Regions from separate parts of the Homo sapiens genome. Here region 2 is linked to region 1. Evidence: read pairs that join two places in POLR2A ChIA-PET (ENCODE). Cell type or tissue: PC-9. All regions are shown on one strand. Links, peaks and the distances in the headings refer to the core of each region. The heading gives the core; the rest is flanking DNA.

Region 1 (11,061 bases), core at 2,060-10,059:
AAGATGGCTTGACATGATTGAACACAACCTCTGATCAACCTTCGGTTGAACACCAAGCTGTACAGACAGGGGATGACCCCTAGAAAGCCAGCCTTAAGGATACAAAACAAGAAAAAATCACTGAGCAGAGACATCAGCAGCTGTACCTTGCAGGGGAGACAGACTTCACAGATTTCATTCAGCTGTAGAATCTGGACAAAATACCAGAACCAGCTATTTCAGGGCTCAGAAAAGTAAATAGCAGGAGGACTGAGGAAGAAGATCAACATTTGCAGTAGCACTAAAATGTAGTATTCATCCTTTTTTCCCCCTCCAGTATTCTCCAGCCTGAACTTAAGGCAGATTGAAGCCCAGAAGTGAGCACTATGGTGCAGACAGAGATCTAGGGAAGCCCTCTAGCTCTGGCTTGAGAAATAGGAAAGAGAACTCCTAGAGCTCAGAGACAGTATGAAAATCCTCCACTATTTTATTTTCTCTTGTCTCCTGTGTCCAGGCCCCTAAGCAATCTCATGGTAGCCTTGGCAGTGGCCAAATGGCACCTCATAGGAGCCACAACTCTGAGGGAGGGGAACCCTCCTCTGCCATCTGTGGAGCTGTGGTTCCAGGAAGGTGGGGCCTCTTTCCCTCCCAGAAGGGAAGAACTTGGTAAAGTGGCCCCATAAAATTGTTTGTGGCCAGGCATGGTGGCTCATGCCTGTAATTCCAATGACTTGAGAGACTGAGGCAGGAGGATCACTTGAGGCCAGGAGTTGGAGACTAGCCTGGGAAACATAGTGAGACTATCTCTAAAAAAAAGAAAATTGTGGCCAGGCGAGGTGGCTCACGCCTGTAATCCCAGCACTTTGGGAGGCCAAGGCGGGCGGATCACTTGAGGTCAAGAGTTCGAGACTAGCCTGGCCAACATGGTGAAACCCCATCTCTACTAAAAATACAAAAATTAGCCGGGTGTGGTGGCGGATGCCTGTGATCCTAACTACTTGGGAGGCTGAGGCAGAATGGCTTGAACTGGGGAGGCAGAGGTTTCAGTGAGCCAAGATCCTGCCATTGCACTCCAGCCTGGGTGACAGAGTGAGACTGCATCTCAAAAAAATAAAATAAATAAATAAATAAAATAAAAGTTGTACTGGGATGAACCTTTAGGACATTATGCTAAAAGAAATAAGCCAGTCACAGAAAGACAACTACTGTATGATTCTGCTTATACGAAGTACCTAAAGTAGTCAAATTTATGGAGACAGAAAGTAGAATGGTGGTTACCAGGGGCTGGGGAGGGGAAATGAATAGTTGTTGTTTAAGGGGTACAGAGTTTCAGTTTTGCAAGATGAAAAAGTTCTGGAGATTGGTTGCACAACAATGTGAACATACTTCATACTACTTAACTGTATACTTAAAAATGGTTAAGATGGTAAATTTAATGTTGTGTATATTTTACCACAATTAAAATGTTTAAAAGATATATTTGCCTGGTAAATTTGATATAGGCCACTATGCTACATACAATACAGTATACAAAGTTCAGTGAGAATTAACTCTAGATTTTAGTCATGATGGAATACTGGAAATACCAATGACAATCTGGGTAGAATTAATGACAGTTTCAATTCCAGCTCTTCCTCTTTTTAGGCATGAGAATATTAAAAAGTTGCTTCATTTTCACTTCATCTTAAAAATAAGTATGAAAATTCTTATCAGTCAATGCAAAGATATTTTTCGACAAAGAATACTGTATAGAGAAGTTACCAGTAATGTTCTAGACTTAAGGCAAATAATCAACAAAGTTCTCTCACTTTAGAAGAGAAATCTCAAACGAGTAATAAAATAATATCAAGCAGTGACTCCTGCAACATATGCATAAAATTGAATCTAAATGGATGATGACTGGGCATTTGGGTTTGTTGTTGTTGTTTTTGGAGACGGAGTCTTGCTTTGTTGCCCAGGCTGGAGCACAATGGTGCGATCTCTGCTCACTGCAACCTCTGCCTCCTGGGCTCAAGCAATTCTCCTGCCTCAGTCTCCTGAGTAGCTGGGATTACAGGCACCCACCACCACACCCAGCTAATTTTTGTATTTTTAGTAGAGACAGGGTTTCACCATGTTGGCCAGGCTGGTCTCAGACTCCTGACCTCAAATGATCCTCCCGCCTCGGCCTCCCAAAGTGCTGGGATTACAGGCGTGAGCCACTGCGCCTAGCCATGACTGGGCATTTGAAATAAATATTTTCTACCATAAGGAAAAAAACAGTAATAGCTCAGGACTTTATTTTTATTAAAGTAAAATAAAATATAGCTACATAAAGCCGTGTAACACCAAAGTGTAGCTTAACTGGTTCTTACAAGGCAAACACCTTAGTAACAACCACCAAATTCAAGAAAGAACTCTGCCAGCCAACCCAGAAGCCCCATCCAATTTCAACTCACCAACCTTGACCTTGACTTTATAGTAATTACTTCCTTGCATTTCTTTATATCACCCAAGTGTACATCCTCAAACATTACATGTTAGTCTTGCTCATGAAAAAAAAATGATTTGTTTTTTAAGTCTCTTTTACTTTCAAGGTCCTCACTCAAATCTGGATTTTTCACAGCCTGGATTTGGGTGATTGCATGTGCATGGCAATATATTTCTCTGTACTCCATGTTTCCTGCAAATTGGCAGGTCAATGCAGGGGCCAGATCTGGTTCAAGCTTAATTCCTTTAGCAAGACTACATGTGCTCTCATCAGGGGGCACAGAATGTCTGGTTGTCACTCTTGTGATGTTAGCAGCTGAGATGCTTCAATGCCTAGAAGATCCATGAAATTGATTGGTGGTTGCAAAATGGTGATATACAAATTCCAACCAACAATTCTTTTTCATTTATTAATTGCAACACTTTTATAGAGATGCTTTTGTTCATTTATCATTTGGTTACTGATACTACAGTTTATTTAGGAAAGGCAACATAAATGCTTTATTCTTTGTCCCTTTATCAGTTTTCAAGAAAATGATTTGGTTCCCTATCATTCCCCAAAGGTAACTATTTTTAAAAAGATCATTGTGAACTCATGAATTTAAGCATATTAGGCAGGTTTCAGTCAAATTGCATTTATTAACTTCTTGAAGCTCAAATTATCTCATCTGCGGCCCGTGAGAGACTCCTGGAGTTGGCTCCCACACCCTTTTGACTTGACCCTAATAGATATTAACAGCTTTCTCACTATCGGCTCTTATGACAAGATTCCAGGATTATCTTGTACATTTCCAGTACCAGATCTGGTACTGATTCCTTTTCATGGGAAATGGAATGTCAAGGCCACAATTTGGGTGCCAGGGTTGCTCATTACTGCTGTGTTGGTCGTTGTTTGTAGGCCTCTTCAGCAGACAGAGCTATGAAGTGTGTGTGTGTGTGTGTGTGTGTGTGTGTGTGTGCACATTCTTTTTAAAAATAAACTGTTGTGAGATCATATTGATATGTCCAACTCAAATTCAGGAATATAGGTTTTTTTTTTCCTTAAGCTCTCTTTTATATTGTATCTGTATTCCATTTCTTTTTTTTTTTTTTTTTTTTTTTGAGACGGAGTCTCGCTCTGTCACTCAGGCTGGAGTGCAGTGGCGTGATCTCAGCTAACTGTAACCTCCGCCTCCCGGGCTCAAGCGATTCTCCTGCCTCAGCCTCCCGAGTAGCTGGGATTACAGGCAGCCGCCACCATGCCTGACTAATTTTTTGTATTTTTAGTTGAGACGGGGTTTCATCATGTTGGCCAGGCTGGTCTCAAACTCCTGACCTCAGGTGATCCACCCGCCTCAGCCTCCCAAAGTACAGGGATTATAGGCATGAGCCACCACACCCGGCCTGCATTCCATTTCTCTCACAACAAAATTACAGGTTCTCATAGACGCAGGGATGATAGAATTGGAATATCTCATAATTATTAATTTATCCCATTCTGTTGGGGGGTCCCAGGGCCACCCCCCATGTTCAGTGACTTGCTGGAAGAACTCATAGCACTGAGCATAGCATATAATTGTCCTCACAGCTAAGGTTTATGACAGCAAAAGGATATGTGACAGAATCGTCAAGGTAAAAAGACACAGGCAGAATGTGAAGGATGCTGTACACAGGCCTCCTCATGCTGTCTCCCCCTCGCAGGAGGCTTGCACAGAGCTGTCCTTCTAGCAACAAAAATCCAGGAACACATGTATAATGCTTCTCCCCAGGGAAGCCCATTAGAGGTTTGGTGCCCAAAGGTTTCACTGGGGGCTGGTCACTAGGCACCCTCTACCTAGTGCTTACCAAAATTCCAGGCTCCCAGAATGAAAGCCGGTGATCAGCAGAAACCACTGTTTGCACAAACAGGTTGGGAAGAGTAAGCCATCCTTATCAGTTAAGGAATTCTGGGAATACTCCCGAAATCCAAGTTCCTAATTGCCAGCCAAGGGCCAAGCTTGTAAGCAGGACTTTCAAAGGACAATAGTTACAGGACTGCTATGTTAACCCCCTTCTGCTTAGTCCACCCCTTGGTCCTGGCATCTTCACAGCAAAATTATCAGTAGGACCCCATGCAGCCAGGTGAGACCACCCTGCAGATTTAACCTCACTTATACCCTCCAGGGGTCCTGGATTTAGCCAGTTAAAACAAATTCCAGGTGGGGCACAGTGGCTCACACCTGTAATCCCAGCACTCTGGGAGGCCAAGGCAGCAGGATTGCTTGAACCCAGGGGTTGGAGGGCAGCCTGGCCAACATAGTGAGACCCCCTGTGATGGTTAATACTGAGTTGTCAACTTGATTGGATTGAGGGATACAAAATATTAATCCTGGGTGTGTCTGTGTGGGTGTTGCCCAAAACAGATTAACATTTGAGTCAGTGGGCTGGAAAAGGCAGATCCACCCTTAATCTGGTGGGCACAATCTAATCAGCTTCCATCGAATATGAAGCGGGCAGAAAAATGAGAAAAGAACAACATGGGCCTAGCCTCCTAGCCTCCATCTTTCTCCTGTGCTGGATGCTTCCTTCCCTTGAACATCGGACTCTAAGTTCTTCAGTTTTGGGATTGAGACTGGCTTTCCTTGTTCCTCAGCTTGCAGACAGCCTATATATATACACATATATCCTATTAGTTATGTCCCTCTAAGGGAACCCTAATACACCCCCCATCTCTACAAAAAAAAATTTTTTTTTAATTCAGCTGGGCATGGTGGCATGCGCCTGTAGTCCCAGCTACTTGGGAGGCTGAGGTGGGAGGATCACTTGAGCCCAGGAGTTTGAGGCTGCAGTGAGCTGATCACACCACTACACTAAAGCCTGGGCAACAGAGTGAGACACTGTCTCAAAATACACACACACACACACACACACACACACACACACACACACAAAGAAAAAAAAATCCATTAACCAGAAAAGTTCATCTTTGAAAGTCAGGGGGCTTCTTCCTTAAATTTCTGTATTATCCCCTTTTTGCCCAGCCTGCCACATCAATTCAGGCTCAGCACCACTCTGGCCAGTAAACTGAAGCTGATGTCAATGTCTTCCAGGCTGAGGCAGTGTCAGGACAGTTAGGGTGCACATGCAAGTACAATCCCAGAGGGAACACGTGATAGCCCTGGAAACCAAGAGTTTACAATTGTTCAGGTACCCCGAGCAGGGCATACATTAGTCAGACAGGGCAGGTTAACAGGGTTCCCAGTGTGGCCTCCCACGGGGAAAACTCCCACCGAGTCTAATCCAAATAATTCAGTTTGGTCCTTGGTTTCAGCGGGACTGCCCAGAGGTAGTCAGGTTCCCTCAGTTTTGCTTATCCGTGACATCAGTTCATCCCTCTCATGTGTGTGGATGGCATCTGCAGGTGTTCTGCCGGCAAATCACAGGAGCAGGTGCCACCCCTGCTGTGTCATAGTCAGTGCTGTCAGGGGTGATCAGAGGCTCAGCAGCCAATTTACATTCAAAGCACTCACAGCAGCTTGGAAATGAAACATGGGGCATTCTTCTACAGAAAGAGGGGAAAGCTGCCAGGAGCAGTTCTGAAAAAACAAAGATCATTAATACACTCTCTACACCCCGGCACCTCCATAGGCTTTTCTTTTTTCTCCATTGTTACAAAATCAGTGAGTCTCATTCAGTAAGACTTCATGACTTACTGAAGAAATATGACTTCATATTTCCCAATCATTTTACTCTCATCCAGACCATTTGTCTGGAAGGGTTATATGCTAGAAGGAAAGAAACATTTTTCCAGGAAAATATTTTTATGCAATTTAACCAGAAAGACATATCATGTCCAGAAATAGGTCAGGAAGAATCCGGAACTTTCCAATTTTTTCAAAATGGGTTTCCATTAACTTCCCATTCCTTTCCTCCTCATCATTTACCCAGTGAGCAGCCTAGGGAAAAAAAAATCAATCTCTTGCTGGGGACAGCTGCACTGAATAATCAAACTGTTTCACTAAGATGTGTGCACTAGGAGAAAGGTGAGGGTAGTAGGCTGGGCTCAGTGGCTCACGCCTGTAATTCCAGCACTTTGGGAGGCCAAGGTGGGCGGACTGCTTGAGCTCAGGAGTTCGAGACCAGCCTGGGAAACATGGCGAAACCCCATCTCTTAAAAAAAAAATTATCTGGGTGGCAGGAGCCTGTAGTCCCAGCTACTTGGGAGGCTGAGGTAGGAGGATCACCTGAGCCCGGGAGATCAAGGCTGCAGTGAGCCATGATCGTGCCACTGCACTCCATCCTGGGTGACAGAGTGAGACCCTGTCTAAAAAAAAAAAAAAAAAAGAAAAAAAGAAAGAAAGAAAGAAAGAAAGAAAGAAAGAAAGAAAGAAAGAAAGAAAAGAAAGGTGAGGGAAATAGAGTCAGGCTATCAGTCCATTGGCACAAACTGCATCTAATCCTGAAAGCTGAATGATGCAACAAGTCAACAGCAATGAGACATCTCAAAGAGGGGCACCAGTCCAATCTGTGTGAAGTAGGTGAAGGGGTCACATTCTCTGTTATGTGTCCGTCCCCAACCTGAAGCTTTCAAGAGAAATCACAAGTTAAGAATGCAATTAGTCTCTGTATCAGAAATCTAGAGCCATTCAGCCACCCAATTTTAGATGGTTTCATGAGACCACACCCTTTCCTGTTGGCATTTTTATGTGACCCAGACAATCCGGTCAGCATCTGTATTTTCGTCATTTATAGCCCCACAGAGGCTGTCTTAAATGGGCAACAATTCAGAATCTGAGTCCTGTTCTTTGAGATGAGCCTTCAGTTCCGCACAGCTCACCGCAAGGCCGAAACAGCTGCAGAAGACAGCATCAAGTTTCAGCTCAGAGGCAGGCACAGGCAATTAGGATCTGTGAATCTGGGATTTTTAAAAAGCCCCTGGCTTTCCTTCAGTAGCAGCAAAGCTGATACAAGGAAGAGCCAGACAGCTGTATACCAAGCCCAAGTGACAAACAAGACTTTTCTAAAAGTCCTTTTTATCTTGTTCATTTTAGAGGCCAAATAGACCTACTCAAACATATGCACAGCAGGCTGAAAACCATTAGCCTCTATGGGTCAGGCAGTTCATGGCAGCAAGAGCACATTAGCAAACTAAAAGCTGTTTTTGAAAACTCCCAAAGCATGTTTCTACCCGGAGATTGCCTCTCTTTTTATGTTCTCTCCCTTTTTCCAGAGGCTCCAATGGGCAAAAATCAGTGGTTATGGAGACTTGTTCTGTTTCCAATCCTCAAAGAGTTTAAATTGCAATCCACCCACAGGCAGCAAAAAGCAAGGGAGCTCTGATTCCACAAACACTGTTTTTTTTTCTTTGCAGCTTTCCCTATTAGGATGATTTGTCTAATGTTGATGAAATAAAGCAGATAACATTTTACATTAAATTTTATCATACACCCAGATGCGACAGCCACAAAATACAAAGCCTTTGAATAAACATTCCCCTCTGTTTTCCCCAAACCCCTAGCTGTAAAATCAGCATGTTCCACAGTGAGCAGGTCTATACAAAACTACCCCCAAAGTCCCAGGAAGCTGAGAGGCCAAAGAAAGAGGCTGACATATCCAATTTCTTAGAAGGAAACATTTAATAGGGACTTGCAAACAGAAGCCATGTCTGCGTCTCAGGTAGCGGTAAGAGGAGAAAGTGGATCCCTGTGCCATCAACCCCAGACTCAGGGCTTATATACCATAGGGAAGGGGTGATTCAGAAGTGATGTGTAGAATTGAAGAACGATCACATTGAGGTTATTTAGACCTAAGGGCAGGATTTGTGGTAAGTATGTGCTCTTACACAAGGAAAGATAGCTAGACTGGAAATCTGAGAGGCCTTCCTGGCACTGGAGTTAATCTGAAGTCAACATCGTGGATTAGCATCCAAGATGGAGTTGCTTTAGTTTCCACACCGCATTTACAAGGTTAACATTACAGCTGCTGGAGATGAAGGTTGCAGTGTAAGGAGGGCTTTGAGTTGCAGAGGCAGCTACTAAGCTGTAGAAAAGGCTAGAGTGGTTTTCTTGTTTGGGGGGAATGTTTTTTACTCTTTCTCCACCTCTGGTTTATCTAAAGCCTTGCTCCAGCCCTGGGAACTGATTTAACTATTTTTCTTCCACTTGGAGGAGCGAGCAATGCAAACTTTGAACGTTCTTGATTCACCCAAAACCTGCCTTCAGAAATTTTCTGACCCTTCCCCCTCCCACCTAGGAGAGAGAGCAACTCCAATTAACTGTTATTGTCTTTTCGTTGGTTTTGTTTTGTTTTGTTTTGTTTTGTTTTGTTTTGTTTTGTTGAGACAGAATCTCGCTCTGTCGCCCAGGCTGGAGTGCAGTGGCATGATCTCAGCTCACTGCAACCTCCACCTCCTCGGTTCAAGCCATTATCCTGCCTCAGCCTCCTGAGTAGCTGAGACTGCAGGTGCATGCCACCACACCCGGCTAATTTTTGTATTTTTAGTAGAGACAGGATTTCACCATGGTGGCCAGGCTGTTCTCAAACTTGTGACCTCAAGCAATCTGCCCACCTTGGCCTCCCAAAGTGCTGGGATTACAGGCGTGAGCCACTGCACCTGGCCTGTCTTTAGTGCATAGGAAGCTCACTGGGGGGAATGTCTGGGCCCTTTTTCCTCCCAATTGGAGGAGAGAACAAAAACCAAAGTCATCCTTTGAGCTGCACTTCTTCCTATCTTTAGCCAGCATGGCCAAAAGCAGCCAGGAGATCCAGCAAGCCAACTGTCTATGACTGGATTTATCATTTTCAAATGCCACGGGTAACTTCTACCTCTCATAAGAGATAGCAAGCAGGTCAGCTGCTGTTTTACACCATAGGTAACTCCATAGTGACCCAGGCATGATTTACTCATCCATCTTCCCTCTTCTTCCCTCCCAGGAAGGCTCCCACATAGTGCACCCTCCCCCAGCATCAAAAATGCAGCAACAAGCGTGTCATGTTTCTGCCCAGAAAAGCCCATTAGAGACTCAGTGTCAAAGGTTTTTATTGGGAGTTAGGCACTAGGTGCCCTCTGCCTAGCACGCACTAATATTCCAGACTCCTAGAAGAGAGGCAGATGGCCAGCATAAACCAGATTGTCAGCACAACGTAGACACAGTGAGACACCCTTATCAGTTAGGGAAAAGTGGGAACCCTCCAGAAATCCAAGTTCCCAGACACCAGCCAAGGGCAAACCTTGAGAACAAGCTTTTCTCAGCATAACAGTCTCAGGCCTGCTCTGTTAATCCCTTTCTAGGCACCCACGTTAACCAGTCTCTGAATAACAATACTGAAATGCCCTTGCAAAAATTATAACTGAAAAAAATATGACAGTGAAAGAGATCTGAGCTAACCGACCCCATCTTGCCCTTAACCTCCAAACTGCCCTTGTTCATTCCCGGGCATAGGCCAAGCTAACTATAGGAAAAATTTAGTGTATATATATATTAATTTTTTTTTTTTTTTGAGACAGGGTCTCACTCTGTCACCCAGGCTGGAGTGCAATGGTACAATCTTGGCTCACTGCAACCTCTGCCTCCCGGGTTCAAGCAATTCTCCTGCCTCAGCTTCCTGAGTGGTTGGGATTACAGGCGTGTGCCAACATGCCTGTCTAATTTTTTAATTTTTTGGTAGAGACGGGGTTTCATCATGTTGGCCAGGCTGGTCTCAAACCCCTGACCTCAAGTGATCCACCCACCTCGACCCCTAAAGTGCTGGGATTACAGACATGAGCCACTGTGCCCAGCCTTAGTTTATAGTTCAACTTTGAAACAAAGATGGTAACAGCCCTTTCCCAAAACAAACCCCCTTTTTGCCTGGGGACCAAACAGCCTTTGTAAAACCAACAAATTAGCCACAAGAGTAGAAATTCTGGTTTAGAAGTCATGTGGCCGGAGGTCACAAAATTCCTAACCTCCACAATTGCTCCTTTTGATAACATCACTATTGTAAAACCTAAGATTGGTGCTTGAGATATTTTTCAGACCTGCATTCTTTTCTTTTTTTTTTTTTAATTCCTTTTTTCGAGACAGGCTCTCACTCTGTCACCCAGGCTGGAATGCAGTGGTGCAATCTCGGCTCACTGCAACCTCGGCTCACTGCAACCTCCGCTTCCTGGGTTCAAGGAGTTCTTATGCCTCAGCCTCCCGAGTAGCTGGGACTACAGGTGTGTACCACCTTGCCCGGCTATTTTTTGTATTTTTAGCAGAGATGGTGTTTTGCTATGTGCCAGGATGGTCTCAAACTTTTGGCCTCAAGTGATCTGCCCGCCTTGGCCTCCCGAAGTGCTGGGATTACAGGCATGCGCCACCACGGCCGGCCCCATTGTTTCATATATTTTATCATTTTTGTAGTTGTTTCAAGTGGAAGAGTAAATCTGGTTCCTGTAACTCTATCTTGGCCAGAAGGAAAAGGAAGTCTGATGTGCTCTTTCAATATGTAGTTTCAATTCTTTTTTAATTCCAGGAAGTTTTCTTGAATTATAGTTTTTAGTATTTGTTTTCATCCTTTTGCCCTTGTTTTCTTCAAGGACTCCTAGGGTATATGAATTGGATCTTCTTTTTATAACTTTGATATTTGCCATTTGTCCTCAAATACTATTCTTTTGCTTTTTAAAAAATA
Region 2 (11,061 bases), core at 1,432-9,431, 500 kb after region 1:
TCTATTCATCTTTGATTCAAATTTCTCTTCTACTGTTATCACTTGTTATTTCTTTCAATGTTTGGTAGAATTCTCAGTGAAACCATCTGGGCCTGGAGGTATTTTTAGGGGAAGTTTTTAATTACAAATTCAATGTTACTAATAGCTTTGGGGCTATTCAAATGATCTATTTCACATGGATCGAGTTTGGTAGTTTGTTCAGGGAACCTCCAAGGAAGGTAGGAAAAATAAAACAGAGAAATGAAAAACAGAGAACACACACACACACACACACACACACACACACACACACACACACACACAAAATAAAAGGACACGCTGAAGTCCTAACATATTAATAATTGCATCAAATATAAGTGGTCTAAACCAATTAAAAGACAGATTGATACAGCAGATTTAAAAATATGATCCAAATATATGCTGTCTAAATAAAACATACTTAAAATATAAGGATATAAGTAGGTTGAAAGTAAAATAATGGAGAAAGACATATGATGCAAACATCACTCAAAAGAAAGCAAAAGTGACTATACTAACATCAGATAAAGTAGACTGCATAGTAAAGAAAATTACCAGAGATGAAGAGGAATATTATATAATGATAAAAGTGTCATCAAGAAGACATAGCAATCATAAATGTGTGTGCACCAAACAACAGTGCTCCAAAACGTGAAGCAAAAATGAACTGAACTCAAAGTGGAAATGGACAAATCCATGATTATAGCTATAGACCTCAACCTCTCTCAATAATTGATAGAACCAACAAACAGAAAATCAACAAGGGTACAGAAGAACTCAACACTACCACCAACTAACAGAGTTGAACGAATTGACATTTATGGAATACTCTACCCAACAAGAGCAGCATACACTTATTTTTAAGCACCCATGGAACATGTACCATGACAGACCATATCCTGGGCCATAAAATAAACCTCAACAAATTTAAATAACTGGAATTATATAGAGTGTGTTTTCTGATCACAGTGGAATCAAAACTAGAAACTGGCCACGCGCAGTGGCTCACACCCATAATCCCAGCACTTTGGGAGGTCAAGGTGGGAGGATTGCTTGAGCCCAGGAGTTCGAGACCAGCCTGGACAATATAGTGAGATCTCATCTCTTAAAAGAAAAGAAAAAAAAAAAGAAAACTAGAAATCAGCAACAGAAAGATAACAAGAAAACCTCCAAACACCTGGAAACCAAAAATCACACTTTGAAATAATCCATGGGTGAAAGAAGAAATTTCAAGAGAAGTTAAAAAAATATATACTTAAGAGAACGAAAATGAAATTCAACATATCAAAATTTATGAGACACAGTTAAAGCAGGTGCTGAGAGGAAAATTTATAGTACTACATGCTTACATTAGATAAGAGAAACAGCTTCAAATCAATAAATTAAGTTCTCAACACTAGAAACGAGAAAAAAGCAAAATAAACCCAAAGTAAGCAGAAGGATAAAAATAATAAAGACCAGGAATCAATGAGATTAAAAACAGAAAAGTAATGGGCTGGGCGCATTGGCTCACACTTGTAATCCCAGCACTTTGGGAGGCCGAGGTGGTCGGATTGCTTGAGCCCGGGAGTTCAAGACCAGCCTGGGCAACATGGCGAAACCCCTGTCTCTAAAAAAAAAAAAAAAAAAAAAACTACAAAAATTAGCCTGGCGTGGTGGCATGCGCCTGTAGTCCCAGCTACTTAGGAGGCTGAGGCAGGAGGATCACTTGAGCCCAAAAGGTCCAGGCTGTAGTGAGCTGTGATCATGCCACTGTACTCCAGCGTGAGTGACAGAGTAAGACCCTGTCTCTAAAAACAAACAAAAATAAGAAGAGTGTTCTGTGAAATGATCAAGATAACTGACCAACCTATAGCAAGAAAAAAAGATAATACAAAAATTGCCAATAATAGGAATGAAAGAGGGATACTATTTTTTTTTAACTTATTTCAAGTATGTTCACAATTGTTCACTGAAGCATTTTTATGTTGGCTGTTTTAAAATCTTCGTTAAACTATTCTAATATCTGGCATCTTGATGTCGGCATCTGTCTTTGGTCAAGTTGAGACCTTCCTGATTCTTGATGAGTAATTTTTTACTAAAACCTAGACATTTGGGGCATTATGAGACTCTGGATCTTATGCAAACCTTCGATTTTGGCTGGCTTCCTATGACACTATCTGGCTGGAGATCAGGGTTGGGGGCATTGCCTTGTTACCACCAGGTGGTTGTATAAGACCTAGTTCACCATTTGGCCTGTGTCAACATCCCTGTTACTGTTGGGTGGGGCTGAGAGTTTCAGCCCCCCACTAGGCTTCCATGGATACCTCCATCACTGGGATTGGTGAGAATGCCTTGCTATTGTTTCCTGCATGGCCTCCACTGACACTGCTGAACAGAGGTGAAAATCCTGACTGTCCACTCAGTCTCCTCTAACACAACCCCAAATGGGGTACATCATTGCTGTCTAGGCTCCCTACTCCATCTTTGCTGGAGAAGGTTGGGGTGGCCCAAAGTATTTTTCTGTGGTGTTTGACTGGAGAAGAGTTTTCTGTCTAAAAGTTTTCCATGTTGGCCAGGCACAGTGATTGACACCTGTAATCCCAGCCCTTTGGGAGGCCGAAGTGGGTGGATCACTTGAGGTCAAGAGTTTGAGACCAGCCCGGCCAACGTGGTGAAACCCCACCTCTACTAAAAATACAAAAATTAGCTGGGTGTGATGGTGTGCACCTGCAATCCCAGCTACTTGGGAGGCTGAGGCAGGAGAATCATTTTAACCAGGGAGGCGAAGGTTGCAGTAAGCAGAGATGGCACCATTGCACTCCAGCCTGGGCGACAGAGATTCAGTCTCAAAAAAATAATAAAATAATAAAAAAAAGGTTTCCTGTCTGATAGGCGGTCCCTTTCCTGGTCATTTGGCTAGAGAGGACAGGCTTTTCTTAGTTTTTGTTTTTTGTTTTTGCTGGTTTGTGCTTCTGGGTTGCTAGCTTCTCCAGCACCAACTCTGGGAACAAAAAGAAATCCCAGGGAACATAAAACTGGGTTGTTCCTCAGGTCTCAAGGACTCTAGCTGTTCTGCTTTCTTCTCCTGATCTTTCAAAGTCTTATGTTTGCATTATATAAAATGCTCAGGGTTTTTAATTGTACTTAGTGGGAGGCATAGGGAAAAGCATACCTACTCCATCTTTTTGGAAGTAGAAGTCTAGCCAAGATTGAATTTTAAAATGAAAGCAACACAGGGAATACTATGAGCCATTCTATACATGTAAATTCAACAACTTAGATGAAACAAACCAGTACCTTAAACTACAAACTAACCAAAGTCACTCAACATGAAATAGTTACAGGGCTATTCAAATTATCTATTAAAGGACTCAAATTTGCCATGTGCAGTGGCTCACGCCCGTAATCCCAACATTTTGGTAGGCTGAGGCGGGAGGATCACTTGAGCCCAGGAGTTTCAGACCAGACTGGCCAACATAGGAAGACTTCATCTCTACAAAAAATTCTTAAAAAATTAGCCGCATATGGCGGCACAGGCCTGTGGTCCCAGCTCTTGGGAGGCTGAGGTGGGAAGATTGCTTGGGCTTAGGAGGTTGAGGCTGCAGTGAGCCGTGATTGTGCCATTTCACTGCAGCCTGGGTGACAGAGCAAGGCCTCAAACAAACAAACAAAAAAAAGAACTCAAATTTATACTTAAGCAAATCCCCAAAGAGAAGCCTCCAGGTCTGGAGTGTTTCATTGGAGAATTCCATCAAACATTTTAATAAGAATTAACCCCAGTTCTATACCATTTCTTCCAAAAACTAGAAGAGGAAGGAATATTTCCCAACTAATTTTATAAGACCAGTACTACCCTGATACAATACAGATATAAATATCATGAGAGGTTGGGTGCACTGGCTCCTGCCTGTAATCCCAGCACTTTGGGAGGCCAATGCTGGAGGGCTGCTTGAGGTCAGGAGCTTGAGACCAGCCTGGGCAACATGGTGAAACCCTGTCTCTACAAAAAATACAAAAATCAGCTGGGCGTGGCGATGAACACTTGTAATCCCAGCTACTCAGGAGGCTGAGGCAGGAGGATCACTTGAGCCTAGGAGGTGGAAGTTGTACTGAGCTTGAGGTGGTGCCACTGCACTCCAGCCTGGGCAACAGAGCGAGACCCTGTCTCTCACATTATTTATATATATAAATAATTTATAAATTTATATATATAATAAATTTATATATAAAAATATAAATATATAAAAATAAATTTATATATATAAATTTATAAATATATATAAATTTATAATTTTGGTGTATGTCACCAAAATTATATATAAAACATATATAAATTATATATAATTATTTTATATATAAATTATATATAAATTACAAATTTAATTATAATTTGTAATTTTTATATATACATTAATTATATATAACATATACATTAATTATAATATATAATTAATATATATATAAATTTATATCTATATAAATATATAAATTTATATATATACATTAATTATATATAATTATTTTTATATATATAAGACTACAGGTCAATATTCCTCGGGAACATAAAAATAAGACATAAAAATACATAGACATAAAAATTTCCAACAAGATATTTGCAAGTCAAATCAAGCAGTATAAAAATATAATATAATCCCTGATCAACTTGGTGTTATGGACTGAATTGTGTCACCCCCAAAATTTAACCCCCAATGTGACTGTATTTGGAGACAAGGCCTACAGGAGGTAATTAAGCTTAAATAAGGTCATAAGGGAAAGGCCATGTGAGCACACAGTGAGAAGGTAGCAAGCAAGGAAGAGAGCCCTCACCAAAACTGAACTCTGCAAGACCTTGATCTAGGACTTTCAGACTCCAGAACTTTGAGAAATAAATTTCTGTTGTTTAAGCTATCCAGCCTGTGATATTTTGTTATGGCAGCCCAAGCTGACTAATACTCAGGTTTGCTCAAGCAATGCAAGGCTTGTTCAATATTAAAAAAAATCAATCAATGTAATCTATAACATTAACAGGCTGAAGAAGAAAAAAAATCACCTGATCATATCATTTGATAGGGATCATTTCAGTTGACAAAATTCAATACCCATTTATGAAAAAAACTACCACACATTAGGAGTAGAGGTGAACTTCCTCAACTTGACAAAGAATATCTATGAAAAACCCTATAGTTAATATCATACTTAATATATTGAAAGACTGAAAGCCTTCCGCCTAAGATTGGGAACAAGACAATGATGTCTGCTCTCTCCACTGCTATTTGACATACTACAAGACATTTTAGCTACTAGAATAAGGCAAGAAAAGAAATAAAAAGTAAACAGATTGGAAAGGAAGAAATAAAACCATCTTTATTTGCAGGTAACATGATGGTCTACACAGAAAATCCTAAGGAACCTCTTTTTTTTTTTTTTTTTTAAATAAAACTGCCAGAACTAAGTAATTCAGCAGGGTTATAGAAAACACAACATCAACACACAAAAATTGGTTGTATTTGTATGTACTAGCAATGACCATGTGGAAACCTAAATTATAAATATAATACCATTAACAACTGCTCAAAAAATTTTAACACTTAAGCATAAATTTAGCAAAATGTGTACAGGACTTGTACAGATGTCAATTCTTCCCAAGTGATAAAGGTTTAATATAATCCTTATGAAAATCCAGCAAGATTTTTTGTACATATGGAAAGCTTATTATAAAATTTGAATGGAAAGACAAAGAAAGTGGAATAGCCACAGCAATTTTGAAAAATGAATAAAGTGGGAAGAATCAACTTACCTGATTTTGAACTTTGATCTATGCCTCATATCTTACACAAAATTAATTCAAAATGGTTCACGCATTTAAATGTAAAACTATAAAACTCTTAAAAGAAAACATAGAAGAATATTTTTGAGACATAGAGCTAAGTGAAAAGTTCACAGCATGACATTAAAAGCATGATCCAGAAGAAAAAAAAAATCAATAAATTGAACTTCATCAAAATCACAAACTTATACTTTGTGAACGACCCTCTTAACTGGACGAAAAGTCAATCTATAAATAGACTGGGAGAAAATATTTGCAAACCACATATTTGACAATGGATTCATATCTCAAATTTATAAGTAATTCTCAACACTCAATAGTAAAAAAACAAAGAATCTGATTAGAAAACAGGCAAAAGACAAAGATATATTTCACTGAAAAGGGTATATGGATGGCAAATAGAAAGCTCTGCCAAAAAACCTTAAGACTAGTTCCTAGTTAAAAGGCAAGTCTGAGAGTAACTTCATACCATGGGGTATCTAAATAGGCCTGAATTTATATAGTACTTAAAAATGTTAATTGAAGTCATTTGATTTTGAAAATCTGTTGAAGGACATGAAAACAAATTATTTATTAATGTTCCAATATAATTTCATATCACAAAGATTTAATTTTTAAGGTGACTTACAAAATTCAGAAAGTAAAAATCACAAGACATAGTTTGACCCATGCAAAATGATGATAGTTAAGGGTTGCTGTGATAAGCAGCTGTGGTTGAGGAAATTAGGTACTCCAAACAAAGTTTAGGTACTCCAACCAAATCCTAAATAGGTTGAGCCTCCAATATGGCTGGCTTATATTGAAAGCCAAAAGAGAAATCCAAGGAAGATGATAAAAGTATGGAGATTTCCATTAAATTCAGGAAATGAGATAAACATATTTCATAACAAAATTGTTCTCAAAGTGTCATCCCCAGACTAGTGGCATCAGTATCATGTCAGGAGTTGTTAGAAATGCAAATTCTCAGACCTCACACCTCAGATCTACTGAATCAAAAACTAGGGGTGAGGTTAAGAAATCTGTTCTAACAAGCCCTCCAAATGATTCTGATGCACCCTAAAATTTGAGAATTACTGTTCCATAGGAAAGGCTACATACTACAGTACAAGTCTTATTGATATTTTCTAAAAAACAGAAACTGATATACCTACCAAGAGCAACCAGTTAAGGATTTCATTAAGGAATTCAATATGATCAATAATTTAATAGTCTGCCTTGTTGTTCCATTAAAATTAAGAGTTTCGTATGATAGGCAAAGAACTATGGGAAACAGAAGAGATTTACCAACAATTCACAGCACTTATAATGGTAAATATGTGAAGCCCTCGGAACAAATAATAGAGCACTGAAGCCACACATGAATTAGGAACGCACATCCCTATATTTGAAAACAAGTTAAACTCTTTTAGTTTCTAAAATTACTGTTGTTCTTAGGCTGAGGGCGGGGGCTCACACATTTAATTCTAGCACTTGGGAGGCCAAGGCGGACAAATTACTCGAGGCTAGGAGTTTGAGACCAGCCTGGCCAACATGGTGAAACCCCGTCTCTATTAAAAATACAAAAATATCCAGGCATGGTGGCACATGCCTGTAACCCCAGCTATTCAAGTGGCTGAGGCATGAGAATCACTTGAACTCAGGAGGCGGAGGTTGCAGTGAGCTGACAACATGCCACTGCACTCCAGCCTGAGTGACAGAGCGAGACCCTATCTCAAAAAATTAAAAAAATGAAAATAAATTACTGTTCTTAAACTGTTGCTCCATTCTTGCTACCCTACTTACCCATGGCTCACTTATCAGATAACATTTTTAAAGTGGTACAGGGGACATTTTCCACTCAACCTAAAAGATTAAAATCACCTCCAATAAGTAGATAATTGATACTGACTTACCAACGAGACTAAAGTCAAGATGCTAGTCACACTCAATAATCCTCGGAGTATCAATGGAATGGTGATGGTCAACTCAGCACCAGGGCTGCTATATTTGTATAAAAATACTGACAACAAGGACATGAAAACACTCAACTCATATGTTCATTCATGATGCTACTCTGATTTTTAGGGGGCAGGAGATGGTGTTGATGATGAACCAGTGAGTTTTGGGACATGTGCTGAGCAAGGCTGTGGAGCTTTCCTTAACAGAGCATAGGCAGCCTCTCTGTGGGTAGGACAGCCTCTGTGGGTAGGACAGCCTGGGTTTCTAGAAATGATTCCAACAAGCATTTCTGGAGCATGACTAGGTCTTAAAAACCTAGTACTAGGAGCAGAGAATTCAAGGATGTTATCTCTGCCCTTAAAAAAATCTAATATGTAACAGAAATTGATGGGTGTACAATAAGATCTGCAATTTCTCACAGTAACCAGTAGGTCCCACTAGCCCCTTTATTTGGCACTCTACATTCTACCCATTCATTCATTCACTCAAACTTTTACTCAGCATTTTGTTTAATGCCAACCTTTGTGTAAAGTATTGGAAACACAAAGACCAGAAAGAAAAAATGGCTTCCAAAACCAGTCGCTACTCTTTAACTGAACTTATTACTTATTACTTCCTCTGGCAGAAAAGTCCTTCTCTCCTCTTTCTAAAACCAAAGCCCTCTCCTATTTCAATTTTCTTCTCAGGTCTAATGCAAATGAAGGCCATGTGCTTAGAGTCAACTCAATCATTCAGTAATCCCCTTTTATTTGGGTTTATGCATTTACAAACTCTATGTTTTTGGCCCTCTATTTACAGGTACCATTACTCTATGTTTTTGACCCTCTATTTATAGATACCATTACTTTAAGACCCTATTTTATATATATATATGTTATATATGTATATATATGTTATATATATATATATATGTTATATATGTATATATATGTTATATATATATATATAAAACTTCCCACAGGTGTTTCTATAGTTTGAATGTGTCACCAAAAGTTTGTGTATTGGAACCTTAATTCCCAATGTGATGGTGTTGGGAGGTGGGGTCTTTAAGAGATAATTGGGTATTGAGGGTGGAGTGCTCATGAATTGACTAATGCTGTTATAGCAGCAGTTAGTTCTTGTGGGAATGAGTTCCTGCAGGAGTGAATTAATTCTCACAAGAGTGGGTCATCATAAAAGTGAGCTTGGCTCACTCTTGTGATCTCTTAAACACATGTTCACTTGTCCTTCTTCTTTTCTCACATGTTATAACACAGTATAAAAGCCCTTCAGAAGCTGCTGCCATGCCCTTGGACTTCCCAGTCTTTAGAACTGTGAGCCAAATATTTCTTTATAAATTATACAGACTCGGCCAGGCGCGGTGGCTCAGGCCTGTAATCCCAGCACTTTGGGAGGCCAAGGTGGGCAGATCATGAAGTCAGGAGTTCAAGAACGGCCTGGCCAGCATGATGAAACCCTGTCTCTATTAAAACAAATACCAAAAAAATTAGCTGGGCAAGGTGGTGCACGCCTGTAATTCCAACTACTTGGGAGGGTAAGGCAGGAGAATCTCTTGAACCCGGGAGGCAGAGGTTGCAGTGAGCCAAGATGGTGCCACTGCACTCCAGCCTGGGTGACAGAGTAAGACTCCATCTCAAAATAAATAAACAAACAAACAAACAAATAAATAAATAAAACAGACTCAGGTATTGTTATAACAACAGTAAACAGACTAAGACAGGCATTATGTAATTAATTCTGTTTCTCTCAGAAGACTAATAAATGCTACTGACTGTTGAGTCAAGACTTGGAAATTCTTGTCTCCAAAATTTTATCATAATTTCAGATTGGACTTCAAATGGTTTTATCCTATGAATAATGGGCACATACTATGTCCCTAAATACATGAGCCTGACTTTATTGCTTATTATAGCCTGGTAAAATCTGCCACTGGTCTGAGTGAATTGGTGAAAATGGTATGTGACTTTGTACTATAAATGCATAATTAGCCACTCTAAGTTTCTCCCCAAGCAGCAGACAAACATGAGAGCATTCATTCCCTAAGTCAAAGGTGCAAGCATGCAAATACCTGAGAGAAGGCTGTGGAACGGTGTCTGGACTGGCTGGTACCTGGACTCCCTTTTCCCATTCTTCCTTCCATGTATCAGCAAAGAGGTAATAGCTATCAGGATTAATGTGGTGAGAATCTGGAAGTTTCATGGCACTGATGAGGTCCTTCCGGAATACCTGGAAAGATATTGCACATATCTTGAGAAGACCATCACTATGCAACTGATACCATTCAATGTTCTCCTTTTAAAAAGACCATCCCCATCCACTCTGCTTCCAACAAGAGAAACATCTCTAACTTCCTAAATGGCCAGATCAACTTCTGTTTGGAAAGGTTTGAAGTACTGACAAGGAAGCCAGCTTATTTGGGATTTAATAAAGGGTAATGCAGTCCTTCCTGAATTATTTTCTTGGGTTCTCTAAATTTAAACCAACAATACAGGTTACTCAAAACAGTTTGTATAAAACAATCCTTAACTTTCTTAAATTAAGTAACAAGTATCCACTGATAGTTAATAATTATTTGGGCATCATTTCATTTTAAAATTTATTTAGAAATAATTTTAGACTTAAAGAAAAGTTATCAAATAGTAAAGTTTCCATATATCCTTCACTTAGTTTCCTCTAATTGTTTACAGTTTATATAACCAGAGTTCAATTACCTAAACCAGGAAAGTAGCAATGCTATAATACTATTAACTAATGTATAGAATTCATTCAAATTTTCACTATTTTTCTCCCTAATGTCTTTCTGTTCCAGAATTTAATTTTATTTTTTTGAGACAGGGTCTCACTATGTTACCTAGGCTGGAGTGCGATAGCGTGACTTTGGCTCACTGCAACCTCTGCCTCCCAGGCTCAAGCGATCCTCCCACCTCAGCCTCCTGAGTAGCTGGGACTACAGGCACATACCACCATGCCCAGCTAATTTTTGTAATTTTTTTTTTTGTAATTTTTGTAGAGGCAGGGTTTCGACAGGTTGCCCAGGCTGGTCTCAAACTGCTAAACTCAAGTGATCTGCCCGCCTTGGCCTCTCAAAGTGCTGGGATTATAGGCGTGAGGCACGGTGCCTGGCCTCAGAGTATCTTTAATGAGGCAGTGGTTAAGTAGTGGTGGCAATTTCCAATTTGCTAAACTACTATCTTTGGGAAAGATGGTGCTGTGGGAAATCCTTCCTTAGTTCTGGAAAGTATGTGTCAACATCCTAAAATATTTCATTATTTTCCAAGTGATAGTCTTTATAAAAT

Evidence for each region. ChIA-PET counts read pairs that join two places held together with the same protein. Peaks named below come from ENCODE experiments on the same cell type or tissue, not always from the same donor. Only the 100,000 strongest peaks of a DNase experiment are listed, where the experiment ranks them.
Region 2: POLR2A ChIA-PET joins it to region 1 with 18 read pairs; 2 of 35 experiments call an interaction of 5 or more read pairs at or near these places.

The regions. Positions count from the first base shown.
Region 1 is chrX:47,497,869-47,508,929 of GRCh38, reverse strand. The region is part of intron 1 of LOC124905183 (a long non-coding RNA gene); the gene reads left to right. Among named protein-coding and RNA genes, the nearest start is that of ZNF41, 20 kb to the right of the region's middle. In PC-9, for the core only: no CTCF peak of the experiment used is centred there; DNase peaks (open chromatin) are centred at 6,109, 6,399 and 7,029; H3K27ac peaks cover 3,426 bases.
Region 2 is chrX:46,997,050-47,008,110 of GRCh38, reverse strand. JADE3 (jade family PHD finger 3) reads right to left here. Exons shown (of 11, transcript NM_014735.5): 4 at 9,834-9,991. Among named protein-coding and RNA genes, the nearest start is that of RGN, 76 kb to the left of the region's middle. In PC-9, for the core only: no CTCF peak of the experiment used is centred there; no DNase peak of the experiment used is centred there.